2 separate regions of the Homo sapiens genome follow, and region 1 is linked to region 2. The links are chromatin contacts, found by Hi-C or POLR2A ChIA-PET in ENCODE. All regions are on one chromosome and are shown on one strand. The core of a region is the stretch at or near the end of the contact, and the rest is flanking DNA. Distances in the headings are between cores, read along the strand shown.

Region 1 (6,600 bases), core at 1,976-4,475, 3.7 Mb after region 2:
ACTGCAAAGAGAGAAGAAAAAAAGAGATGGAAGAAGGATAGATAGTTTAAAAGAAATGAGACCAAACAATCATGATGCATAGACATTATCCTGATGTGGAATGAAATAAAGAAAATATAAAAGCAATATGTAAAAATTCAAACACTGGTTATTTGATTATAGTAAAGAATTATCATTAATTTTTTAGGTTTGGAAGTGGCGGGATTTTTTTAAGATATTAGTAGAGTCTGGAATTTGCACCAAAATAATAAAAGTGTGGGGACTGAGTGGGGATATACGTGAAATAAGACTGGCCATCTACTGATTATTGTTGAAGCTGGGTTATGGGTATATTTGGCTCATTAAGCTAGGGTCTGTGTTTTTGTGTACGTTTTAAAATTTTATCATAAAAAGTGGAAAATAAAAGCAATCCGTTTGAGAAAAGACCGATACATCTGAAATAATTACCAAATTGTGACAAATAGTTAAATGGTAGGACACACAGATAGGTTTAAATACAAAGCAAAATCTTTTTTTTTTTTTTTTTTTTTTTTTTGAGACGGAATCTCGCTCTGTCGCCCAGGCTGGAGTGCAGTGGCGCGATCTCGGCTCACTGCGAGCTCCGCCTCCTGGGTTCACGCCATTCTCCTGCCTCAGCCTCTCCAAGTAGCTGGGACTACAGGCACCCTCCCCCAAGCCCGGCTAATTTTTTTTTTTTTTTTTTGTATTTTTAGTAGAGACGGGGTTTCACCGTGGTCTTGATCTCCTGACCTCGTGATCCGCCCGCCTCGGCCTCCCAAAGTGCTGGGATTAGAAGCGTGAGCCACCGCGCCCGGCCAGCAAAATCTTATCCCCAAAATTATCTTTCAGAAAAGGAGTAACTGGACTTAAATTCTAGTCCTTATAAGTCTTTCACATTATGGGCTCTGTCTCAATGACTTCATTTTGAACAACAAATTATTGATGGAGAATAACATATTAACCTGAAACCACTTCAGTCAATACTAGCTTGACATGTTTATAGATATCAAGTGATAAAGTTGTTTCAAAAAGGAATGCAGAGGTTTAACAAAGATATGGTAATTATTCCAAAGGTTATAGCCTCTCAGTTAAAGATGTTGGCTGTATTATAAAGAAGATAGTTTAAACCAAGATTTTTTAAAAAGGCAATTCAGTAATTATATTGAGGAAATCATAAATATAAGCAAATAGTCCTAATATGTGAATAGCTACTTATAGTTTGGGATAAATTTTCTAGCAATAGCTCAATACAGGATTTCGAAAAGGAAATCTTACTTATCTGGAAGTAAAGAACTTAGCTGGAAGTGAAGATGATACCATCTGAACACTGCATTTGATGACTCAAAATGTGGCCTTAGTGATGACTAAGAAATTAAGTTGCACCTAGGAGTTTTGTTTAAACTGTCTCACGGAATGTGATATAAGAATAAAAAGCAGTATTTCTAAATCAAGACATGATTTTTTATCAATTGCTATTTTAAAAACCTTTGTGCATTTAAATTAATACATTCGAGTTAATTTAAATTGAAATAGACATTTGCCTATTTCGTCAACATGACTAAAAGTTTATAATGTTAAATTGGCCAAATCTCTTTTTCTTTTGGTGGAGGTGATTTCTCATAGAGAAATGGGCGATTGCTTCTCACCTGTGTTTGCCTGTATTCTGGCAGGTACAATAAATTAAAAGCACTGTAATGTTAGAAAATAGAGGGATCCATGTAGGCGGCTGTAGTTAGGGAAGGCCTTATGAAAGAAGATGGGATTAAAATGGGTAGAGTTTGTGTTAGTAAGGTAGAAAGCTTTCCAAATGTGAAAAAGAAATGAATAAAGACACATTAACAAAAGAAAGCTTGACTTGGGTCTCTCCCCCAAATAATAGTTGGAGAAGAACCAGCTAGATTAGCAAGAAGGCCCAACCAGAGGAAAATTAGACATAGGCTATACATGTGGGGTGAGGCCAGGTTGTGGAAGACTTTGAGAGAATGACCCTCTCTGATTATAGCCAGGGTTGTATTATGACTTTCACATGCCCTAGGCATTTTTACCTTCATGGTCCACTTTCTTCCTTCCAAAAAAATTTAAAATTATATTTTATGACTATACCAGTATAAAATGAATATAATCCAGCCGGGCGCAGTGGCTCAGGCATGCAATCCCAGCACTTTGGGAGGCCGAGGCAGGCCGATCACAAGGTCAGGAGATGGAGACCATCCTGGCTAACACGGTGAAACCCTGTCTCTACTAAAAATACAAAAAATTAGCTGGGCGTGGTGGTGGGCGCCTGTAGTCCCAGCTACTTGGGAGGCTGAGGCAGGAGAATGGCATGAACCCAGGAGGCGGAGCTTGCAGTGAGCTGAGATCGCGCCACTGCACTCCAGCCTGTTGGAAAGAGCAAGACTCCACCTCAAAAAAAAAAAAAAAAAATATATATATATGTATATATATAAAATCCAGGTGGCTTTTATTATCATATTCATATTATTATATTTATTTTTTCTTCCAATTTTAAAAGAAATTAAAATTAAAATGTTTTTATTGATTTCTAAAGCTATCATGAGTTTTAGGCGCTGCGCCTGATGCGCCTAGTGATAACTCAGCTGTAATCAGGGTTTGATAATTTGTGTCTTATATATGTTACTTTATGGTTAAGGAGTCACTATGACCATTTTATATATGTGGACAAAACCTTTTTTTTTTTTTGTATATGGAGAGATAGATCTCATCTGGATCACAAAATGCTTTTCTGTGGGCAAAGGTGGTCCAGGAAGAATGAGATCATTTGCTGGTCTGCCATTTGGCCTTGACCATAAATACCCTCCAACTGCAAAGCAGAACTTACTGGGAGAACGTGGGGTGTCTAGAGGACTTATATCTAGGTCTCATTGTTGTGGATACAGCTTCCAGGGTGCTAGAAATAAAATGATGCCAATCGTAATGGAAGCTGGAGTTAAAAAGGAAAGTCAGACCACGTCCTAAGAAAATGATAGCCGCCAGCGGTGCTGACGTCGGCGGTCCGGCCGGGCGACCTCATCGCCCCGACGGCAGCCGGCCCGGGGGGCGGGGAGAGGCGGGGGCGGCCCCCGCGCAGGCAAAGGCTTGGGGGGCCAGGGCGCGGCAGTGCAGCTCTCGCCGGAGCCCAGCCGAGCCCAGCCGAGCGTCCGCCGCTGCCTCCGCGCCGCCGCTGCCTCCGCGCCGCCGCTGCCTCCGCGCCGCCGCTGCCTCCGCGCCGCCGCTGCCTCCGCGCCATGGCCGGCCTCAGCTACCTGGAGGCAGTGAAACGCCAGATCTAGGCCCTGCAGCAGCAGGCGGACGAGGCGTAAGACCGCGCAGGGCCTGCAGCGGGAGCTGGGCGGTGAGTGTGAGCGGCGCGAGAAAGCTAAAGGTGATGTGGCCGCCCTCAACCGACGCATCCAGCTCGTTGAGGAGAAGTTGGACAGGGCTCAGGAAAGACTGGCCACGGCCCCGCAGAAGCTGGAGGAGGCAGAAAAAGCTGCAGATGAGAGTGAGAGAGGAATGAAGGTGATAGAAAACCGGGCCATGAAGGATGAGGAGAAGATGGAAATTCAGGAGCTGCAGCTCAAAGAGGCCAAGCACATTGCGGAAGAGGCTGACCGCAAATACTGGGAGGTAGCTCGTAAGCTGGTCTTCCTGGAGGGTGAGCTGGAGAGGGCAGAGGAGCGTGTGGAGGTGTCTGAACTAAAATGTGGTGACCTTGAAGAAGAACTCAAGAATGTTACTAACAATCTGAAATCTCTGGAGGCTGCGTCTGAAAAGTATTCTGAAAAGGAGGACAAATGTGAAGAAGAAATTAAACTTCTGTGTGACAAACTGAAAGAGGCTGAGACCCGTGCTGAATTTGCAGAGAGAACGGTTGCAAAACTGGAAAAGACAATTGATGACCTGGAAGAGAAACTTGCCCAGGCCAAAGAAGAGAACGTGGGCTTACATCAGACACTGGATCAGACACTAAACGAGCTTAACTGTATATAAGCAAAACAGAAGAGTCTTGTTCCAACAGAAACTCCGGAGCTCCGTGGGTCTTTCTCTTCTCTTGTAAGAAGTTCCTTTTGTTATTGCCATCTTCGCTTTGCTGGAAATGTCAAGCAAATTATGAATACATGACCAAATATTTTGTATTGGAGAAGCTTTGAGCACGAGTTAAATCTCATGCCTTCCCTTTTTTTGTCAAATGGCACCAACTTTTTCAGCTCTCTTATTTTTTCCTTAAGTTGCATTTATTCCTAAGGTAGGCAGGGTATTTCCTAGTAAGCATAGTTTCTTAAGACAGAGGCCATTTGGTTCCTGGGAGAATAGGCAGCCCCACACTTTGAAGAACACAGACCCCAGTATCTAGTCGTGGATATGATTAAAACGCTGAAGACCACAACCTTTTGGGTCAACTGTTGGTCAAACTATAGGAGAGACCAGGGACCATCACATGGGTAGGGATTTTCCATCCAGAGCCAATAAAAGGGCTGGTGGGGGCCGGGGGTGGCTATTGTGGGAAGTCATAACCCACAGATAGATTAACCTAAGAATCCTGGTCCTTCTCCACTCTCCACCATGCAGGACAAACATCCTCTCAAGCAGTCAACGTAGAATGCTTGGGAAATAGTCATAATTACCCACATATAGTAATTAATAGATGGTAATTAATAGATCCTTGATGTGATGTCCTTTTGCATATTTCCTTCATTCTAAAGTTGTTCTCTGGCCGGGCACAGTGGCTTTTGCCTGTAATCCCAACACTTTGGGAGGACAGGACAGATCACTTGAGGTCAGGAGTTCCAGACCAGCCCAGCCAACAGGACAGATCACTTGAGGTCAGGAGTTCGAGACCAGCCCAGCCAACATGGCGAAACCATGCCTCTACTAAAAATACAAAAATTATGGTGACGCCTGCCTGTAGTCCCAGCTACTCGGGAGGCTGAGGCAGGAGGATCGCTTGAACCCAGGAAGTGGAGATTGCAGTGAGCGGAGATCGCACCACTGCACTCCAGCCTGGTCGACAGAGTGAGACTCAATCTCAAGGAAAATTAAAATAAAGTTGTTCTCTGAAGAGCAAATGTCTCATTCCAGTAATGACCCACTCACCAGGAATATGGTGGAGTTCAGTCCAATTCAGATCAGCCATATCCAAAAGACTACAAGTCATTACTAAGTTGAGCAAAAGAGTTTTTATCTATTAGCAGAAAGGGCCTCTCTGGCAGCAGAGATTAAAAATTGGCCCGACTTCATTTCCATACTTCAGGGAATAGCAAATTGAAGATTTACTTATCTAGGACTTGAATTCCTTCTTTGGGACCAAGTTAATAAAAGACCAAGAAACTCCTGATTAAACTGGGTAATGAAGGATTCTGTAGACAGGGCTGCACGTATCGGCTTTGTTTGACTTCTCTTTTCTCAGTTAACATCTCAGAGCTGGAACATTCCACATTCCCCAGCAGCGTGTGGGGGCCGACTAAAGTTTGCAATTCCGACTAAAAATCACCCTGCTTCTGGCTTATCTGAATCCCTTACCCACCCCACCTCACCACCCCACTCCTATTTATTCAGCACCACACTACCCAGGAAATACACTAGCAAATTGTGCAATGGAATAAAATCCACACTTTACTTTAGATTCTTGCAACTGTATCATATGTAATAGTATCACTTTTTCTACATTTTGGTCAAATAAATTTTTACATAAACTACAAAAAAAAAAAAAGAAAATGATACTAGGCTTTGGGGTTGGAGTGTATTGCCTTCAGATCAGATACTTGGCTCTGATTCCCATAATGTCTTTAAGAATTTCTATCACTACTCTCTCTTTTTCCCCTCCTTTCTGTGCTAAGTATAACCAAGAAAAGGGGCTTTTGACCATTTCCAGATGAGGGTTTTAAAGTGGCAGCAGAGAGAGAATCCCTTGGGACTGGTATCATATTGGCAGCACAGATCATGACTAAAAAAAGACTGCACAGAGAATGGGGAATTTGGGAGAAGGTTTGCCAGGTTTGCTTTTTTGGTAGACCTTTTCCAGCAGAGTCAACTAGTCAATGCTTCCCTACTAAACCCTTGGAGTGCCTTGAGCCTGTGTGCCTCTAAGTGGACATGGATCCATTCTAAAACAATCAGAAGAGTACTTAGAAAACATTTATCTTGTGGCCAGGCATGGTGGCTCACACCTGTGATCCCAGCACTTTGGGAGGCCAAAGCGGGTGGATCACAAGGTCAGGAGATCGAGACCATCCTGGCCAACATGGTGAAACCCTGTCTCTACTAAAATACAAAAAATTACTAAAAATACAAAAATTAACTAAAAATTATTAAAAATACAAAAATACTAAAAATACAAAAATTAACTAAAAATTATTAAAAATACAAAAATACTAAAAATACAAAAGTTAACTAAAAATTATTAAAAATACAAAAATACTAAAAATACAAAAGTTAACTAAAAATTATTAAAAATACAAAAATACTAAAAATACAAAAGTTAACTAAAAATTATTAAAAATACAAAAATACTAAAAGTACAAAAATTAACTAAAAATTATTAAAAATACAAAAATACTAAAAGTACAAAAATTAACTAAAAATTATTAAAAATACAAAAAT
Region 2 (6,327 bases), core at 2,838-5,337:
CTTATCTTTAATAGACTTCACCTTTCTCTTTTTTTCCTAATGCCCCTCCTTCATCTAGGTCCTCATACTGCAGTGCGCCACTTGGCCTATCTTACTTGAGTTTGGGATAAGAGGACTCTTAACATTTAGGCTCTTCTTTCCTTTATTCATATCTAGATGGACCTATCTTGTGTTGTTTTGCAGGCTCTGTTAATTGTATGTAAGGGCTAATGAGGTAGCTTTCCTAGAAAGTAATTTGCATTTTTAACAGATAACTTTTGAAGACACAGTCACTTCATTCAACAGTTATTTTGGTCAGAATGAGGAAGGTGGAGTAGGTAGAAATCCACTATGAATATTCTGAGAATCCCAACAGACTAAGCCATAGACACCACAGGATTAATAAATGAGGCTCCTTGGAATGACAGCAGCAAAAGGCAATTTCCACCGCAGCTACAGCACGCTGGGTACTGCCCAACCAGAGGATGCTCCTGAGCATCCTCCTCTGGCACTGAGGAGCCCAGCGAATTTCCAGTGGCCAGTGGTGTGGCTGGTGACTGACTTGGGTTATAGCTCTATAGCCTCTACTAGTTACTTGCAAAGTCTCATAGGAAGAAGGCAGCCTCTAAAAAACGCTGAGGCTCATAGACACTGATATTATTTTATAGACACTATCATCGAAGAGAGGGTCTTAAAGATATACTTTGCAATGGCTATTTTTCACTTACATTCTTCTTTTCAAATTTAAATAGTGGTAACCTCTTATACAATTTTAAATAGTCTTTATTTATTTACTTATTTATTTATTTATTTATTTTTGAGACAGAGTCTCACTCTGTTGCCTAGGCTGGAGTGCAGTGGCATGATCTCAGCTTACGATAAACTCTGCCTCCCGGGTTCAAGGGATTCTCGTGACTCAACCTCCCTAGTGGCTAGGATTACAGGTGTGTGCTACCACATCCGGCTAATTTTTGTATTTTTAGTAGAGACGGGGTTTTGTCAAGTTGGCCAGGCTGGTCTTGAACTCCTGGCCTCAAGAGATCCGCCTGCCTTGACCTCTCAAAGTGCTGGGATTACAAGCGTGAGCCACCGCGCCTGGCCTAGAGCAGTACTGTGAACTTCAGAGTTCCCAAGCACCTCCTGCCTCCACAAACGCACAGCTTCTCCCACTATCAAACATCCTGCGACACGGTGGTACATTTGTTACCACTATCGAACCTACACTGATACATCATTCAAAGCCATAGTTTATTTTTTCATTTTATTTTTTTGAGACAGAGTTTTGCTCTTGTTGCCCAGGCTGGAGTGCAACGGCACGATCTCGGCTCACCGCAACCTCCGCCTCCCAGGTTCAAGCGATTCTCCTGCTCCACCCTCCATATTAGCTGGGATTACAGGCATGTGCCACCATGCCCGGCTAATTTTGTATTTTTAGTAGAGACGGGGTTTCTCCACGTTGGTCAGTCTGGTGTCAAACTCCTGATCTCAGATGATCTGCCGTCCTCGGCCTCCCAAAGTGCTGGGTGAGCCACCGCTCCCGGCCTCAAAGCCACAGTTTACATTAGGATACACTTCTTTTTTTTTTCGAGACGGGATCTCCTTGCTCTGTCACCCAGACTGGAATGCACTGGGGAGATCATGACTTACTGCAGCCTCAACCTCCCAGATCAAGAGATGCTCCTGCATCAGCCTCTTGAGTAGCTGGGACTACAGTTGCACACCACCAAACCCGGCTAATTTTTGTATTTTTTGTAGAGATGGAGTTTCGCCATATCGCCCAGGCTAGTCTCCGATTCTCCAATACCTGGGCTCATTGATCCTTCCACATCAGTCTCCCAAAGTGCTGGGATTACAGGTGTGAGCCACTGCGCCCTGCCAGGGCTCACTCTTGACGTTGTAGGTTCTAGTTTTGACAAATGTGTAAAAACATATATTCACCATTATAGTATCATACAGAATACTTTCCCTGCCCTAAAAATCCTCTGTGCTCTATTCATCCCTCCTTCCCCTCTAGCCTTTAGTAACCACTGATCTTTCTACTGTCTCCAGTTTTGCCTTTTCTTCCTTTTTTTGAGACAGAGTTTTGCTCTTTTTGCCCAGGCTGGAGTGCAATGGCGCGATCTCGGCTCACCGCAACTTCCGCCTTCCGGGTTCAAGCGATTCTCCTGCCTCAGCCTCCCGAGTAGCTGGGATTACAGGCATGCGCCACCACCCCGGCTAATTTTGTATTTTTAGTAGAGATGGGGTTTCTCCATGTTGGTCAGGCTGGTCTTGAACTCCTGACCTCAGGTGATCCACCCGCCTTGGCCTCCCAAAGTGCTGGGATTACAGGCGTCAGCCCCCGCGCCCAGCCCAGTTTTGCCTTTTCTAGAATGTCGTATAGTTGGAATCATACAGTACACAGCCTTTTTAGAGTGGTATCCTCTTTTATGATTTCTTTTCTGCCTTCTAGACTGTTCATATTAACCTCATTTTACCTGTGTAGAAGTAGATGGTAGTTGATACATGAAAAAGCAAGCAAGCTACAAAGCGTGGCCTGGGGAACTCTTCCATCAGCATCACATGAGGGTGATAAATTCCAGAAGTAGGGAAGAATAGAGGGCTACCGTGATTAGGGAACTGTGTTTAGAAGGGTTTGGGTATCAAGACAGCCTTGGAAAGAGAAGCAGGACCCACATCTGTGCAGGGCGAAGCAGGTCAGGTTAAGTCGTTGAATTTTTTCAAAGTGTAACACGAAGCCATTGGAGGGTTTTCAGCAGAGTAATCAGATCTTATTTACATTTTAAAAATAATACTTTGACTGCTGGGGAGAAGTGACTGTAGGAGGACCCAAGAAGCACTCTCCTAGTTAGGGAACCAGAGCAGTAGCTGAGGCAAGAGATAATGGTTTGCTCTAGCAATACCAACGGTGAGAAACAGGGATTGAACATATTTTGAAGGTAGAATAGCTCAGACTTGCTAATGGATTGAATGGAGAATAAAAGGCTGTGAGAGTGTTAGGAGAGAAACATAATTTTGCTGGCTTCAGGAACTTGCAGATTTACCAAAACAGTAAATATTGATATGGTGAAGAAACCTGGGGGGTGGGGAAATAGGGTGTTGCACATGTAAATATGTCTTCCACGTGACATTTTCCCCACCTTCTATAGTGAAGAATTTCAGAGCAAACTGGAAAGAGTTTTACAAGCAACACCCATATCCCCATCGCCTAAGTTTAACATCTTACCATATCATCTATTCATGCCTCTATCAGCCCATCTTACTTCAGTAATGCGTTTAAATTGCGGGCATCAATGCACTTTCCTCAGAATTCACCTCAGCACGCATACAATTTATGTCTAGCTTTTTTCTTTTGATCTAAAATTTACATTCAAGGTGAAACGCCCAGATCTTGACTGCACATTAGCTGAGTTCGGACACACGCGTACACCCGTCTAAAATCTGAGATGCAAAAAAGCGGCATAATCAAACGGGCTGCTGGATGTAGGAATCTGGAGATTAGAAGAGAGGTCTTGGCTTGAAATATAAATCTGGGAATCACAAGAACATAGGTCTACTTAAGCTATGAGATTGGATAAAATCACCTAGAGGGTGCAGAGGGAAAGGGAAGGGTCTGTGCCCTCAGAGACCAGCGTTTGGAGGTCGGTCGGGTGGGAGCGGGGGGTGGGGGTGGGGGGCGCAAGGGTTGAGCAAGCCCGAACCAGCCGGCCCAGCCGGGGTCCTGAGAATCACCCTTGCTCGGCGCCAAGCCACCGCTTTGACCTAAGAGCCACCAGGTTGGGGGGCAGGGCGTGGAGAGGACTCCCGGCCAGAGGCGGGAAAGGCAGCCGGGAGGAGAGGAAAGAGGAGGAGGAGGGGAGGAATATGCGGCGGAGGGAAACGGAGAAGAGGTTTACGGCACGGAGGGGAAAAACGAAGGAAGAGGAGGGGCTCGGCAAGGAGAAGGAAGGGGAGAAGGGGGAAGCGCAGGAGAAAAGGGTAGCCGGGGAGCCGGGAAGCGGGCGGGAGGGAGGGGAGCGGCGGGGCGGAGGTCGCCGCAGCGGCCGGCCGAGGGCGGGCGGAGGGAGGGGGTGTGTGCGCGGGTCACATGGTCGCGGCTGCCCTCCCCGTCAGCCGCCCTCGCCGCCGCGGTGCGCTGGCTGCAGGAAGCCGCCGCGCCGCCGCTTTTGTTGTCAGGGACCCAGCGAGGAGCGCCGCTCGCCGGCCGCCGCCACCCTCTCTCGCTGCAGCCTGCTGTGCGCTGCACGGCCTGGGGCCCGGGAGCCCCGCCCGCTCTGCCCATGAGGGGGCCCCGCGACCACCGCTGCTTCCAGCCCGGGGCGGCGCGGCGCTGAGGCGGCGGCGGCGGCGCTGCCCCCTCTGCGGGAAGCGGGCGGCCCCGGCCGCCTCCGCGAGGGCACCATGGAGGTGAATGCAGGTAAGAACCGGACTGCGGCGGGTGGGGGATGGCCGGAGGGAGCGCTCAGAGCCCGCGGGGCACTTTGGGGGGCGGCGGCAGGGGGTGTCCCCATGGCCGGTGGGGCGGGGTGGGCTGCTGCGCGCCGCGTGTCCGCCTCTGGCTCGGTTCCCATCGCCCCCCGGGCCGCCCGGCGCCCGCCCTCTTGTCTCCCTGCAAAGCCGCAGCGCGGCCTGCCGGCGCCCGGCCCGGCCCCCCCCTCACATGGCCCGGCCGCGCGAGCCACGTGCGCGCTGTGTTTACGTTCGGCGGCGCGCGGGCGCCGGTTGGCTGGGCGGGCGCGTGACGCGGCATTACATAATGGGCGCTGAGGCGGCGGCGGCGGGCGGGGACACGTGAGGCCGCTCGGCTCCCTGACCCACATTCCCCGGGGCCGCAGGGACACGTGGGGGCGGGGGCGCGCGCGCGCGCGCTGGCTGGGAGCGCCGCAGCCTCCCGGGAGGCTCCGCCCCTTTGGAAGCCTCGGGGCAGTGACGTCGCCGCGATTCCCTCCTCCCCCGCGGGGTTGCACACTGCGGAGGAGGCCGCGCGTGCGCGCCCGCTGAGCCCCCGCGGCGGGGCGTCCCCGAAGCGGGCGCTGACACCGCAGTGCACCGGACGCCGCACGCTCTTTTCGCGAGGTGACCCCAAGGCGCGGACCCCGCGCAAACCAAACGAACCGGCGCCTGGGGAGGCTGGTAGCTGCATACCTTGCAGATTCCGAGGAGGAAGTGCAGGACGAGGGCGTGCTGCAGGCCGGAGGAGGCGCCTCGGGGAAGGCGTGGGGCTTTCCCGAAGGGATACGCTCGAAGGAGCTCTGAGGTGCTTCGATCCCGAGCGACTCCCCGCAGACTGGGTAGCACCGCCCCTGTTAGGATGCCGTCTGTTTACAAAAAAAACCGTTTGCTCTAGGACGCGACCTGTCTCATACACACACAGTCTTAAAAACTGCTTCCAGATCCCTTCGGGCTGGAGTTTTCCAGTAAACGGGTCACACCCGCAGCTGAGCGTGCAGCTCACGTATGGTCAGGATGACTCAGGTGATCATAGGTGACTCCAACACCATATGTAAGACTGGACATTCTTCATTTAAATTAAAAAAAAATTAACCTGTGGGTCGCTGACTTTTCCTGAATCTGATCAAGAGAATTTGGCTTTATAAATATTTTTCTTGTCACATTTTGTTACATTGCAACGGAACAACAGGGTGCCCTTCCCTCCTTTTGTCTGCCCCAAATGATGAGGTAGATCTGAAGTGAGTGAGGTTATGGAAACAGCCAGCTTTTGTTTTATTTTTTGAGTTGCAATGCGCCTCTAAGAATCTTGCCTCGATAACAAATGTATTGTGAACTTTTCACCAAAAGTAAAAATAAAGTCACTTTCTAATTTTATTTACGTATTTTTAGAATTTACTTATTTTTTTTAACCTGTTGTCTCACAAAAATCTGGATCTAATTGTGTTTTGATTACCTAATCGGCCTACTTAGCCTTTGAGGGTATTTTTAAAATTTTATGAGTTTATCATAGAATTAAACTTCTACATGTTAGAATTCAGAGGTGATCAGGGTGAACCTCTTCTAACCCACCCTTTAGCATGAATTCTAATAGCTTTAGTAACCTCATAAGGGCTGGCTCAATTAGGAAGTTTTTCTCTGGTTTGAGCCCTCTTCCAATACTTCGCTGATCTAAATCTTGCCTCGTGGAGCAAGGCACATTATAAAAATTCCTCCGGATGAATGTTGACCATCCCCTTCCCCCTTCAGTTCTTCCATTTACAGTTCTCATCTCTTTGTCCTTGCCCAGCATTGTTTTTTCTGATCACTCATCATCCTTGTTGCCGTTTGGGATGGAGCACCCAGAAGTGAACAGGCTCTTGTGGAAGTGGTTGGATGATTATCAAGTTCCAAGTTGCC

What was found. Hi-C counts contacts between places; a loop is a spot of excess contacts on that map. ChIA-PET counts read pairs that join two places held with the same protein, here RNA polymerase II (POLR2A). Pooled maps may share reads with other maps.
Region 1: a pooled map shows a loop between it and region 2 (2.5-fold over the local background). The contact joins the enhancer-like site here to the promoter of NR1D2 in region 2. A Hi-C loop is called at or near these places in 1 of 50 pooled maps. POLR2A ChIA-PET finds 5 or more read pairs at or near these places in 2 of 52 experiments (BJ and activated CD8-positive, alpha-beta memory T cell).

What each region holds. Positions count from the first base shown.
Region 1 is chr3:27,629,731-27,636,330 of GRCh38, forward strand. It overlaps the pseudogene TPM4P2. Among named protein-coding and RNA genes, the nearest start is that of LINC02084, 80 kb to the right of the region's middle. Within about 2 kb of position 3,226, at least 17 of the 41 ENCODE cell types and tissues checked have a DNase peak (open chromatin) inside an H3K27ac peak, as active enhancers do.
Region 2 is chr3:23,941,199-23,947,525 of GRCh38, forward strand. It overlaps NR1D2 (nuclear receptor subfamily 1 group D member 2), which reads left to right and starts at 4,088. Exons shown (of 8, transcript NM_005126.5): 1 at 4,088-4,396. The coding sequence starts at 4,381. LOC124909354 (a long non-coding RNA gene) reads right to left here and starts at 3,982. Exons shown (of 2, transcript XR_007095845.1): 1 at 2,457-3,982; 2 at 1,214-1,882. It also overlaps a transcript of NKIRAS1 not described here. RefSeq lists silencers at 3,952-5,141, 4,638-5,179.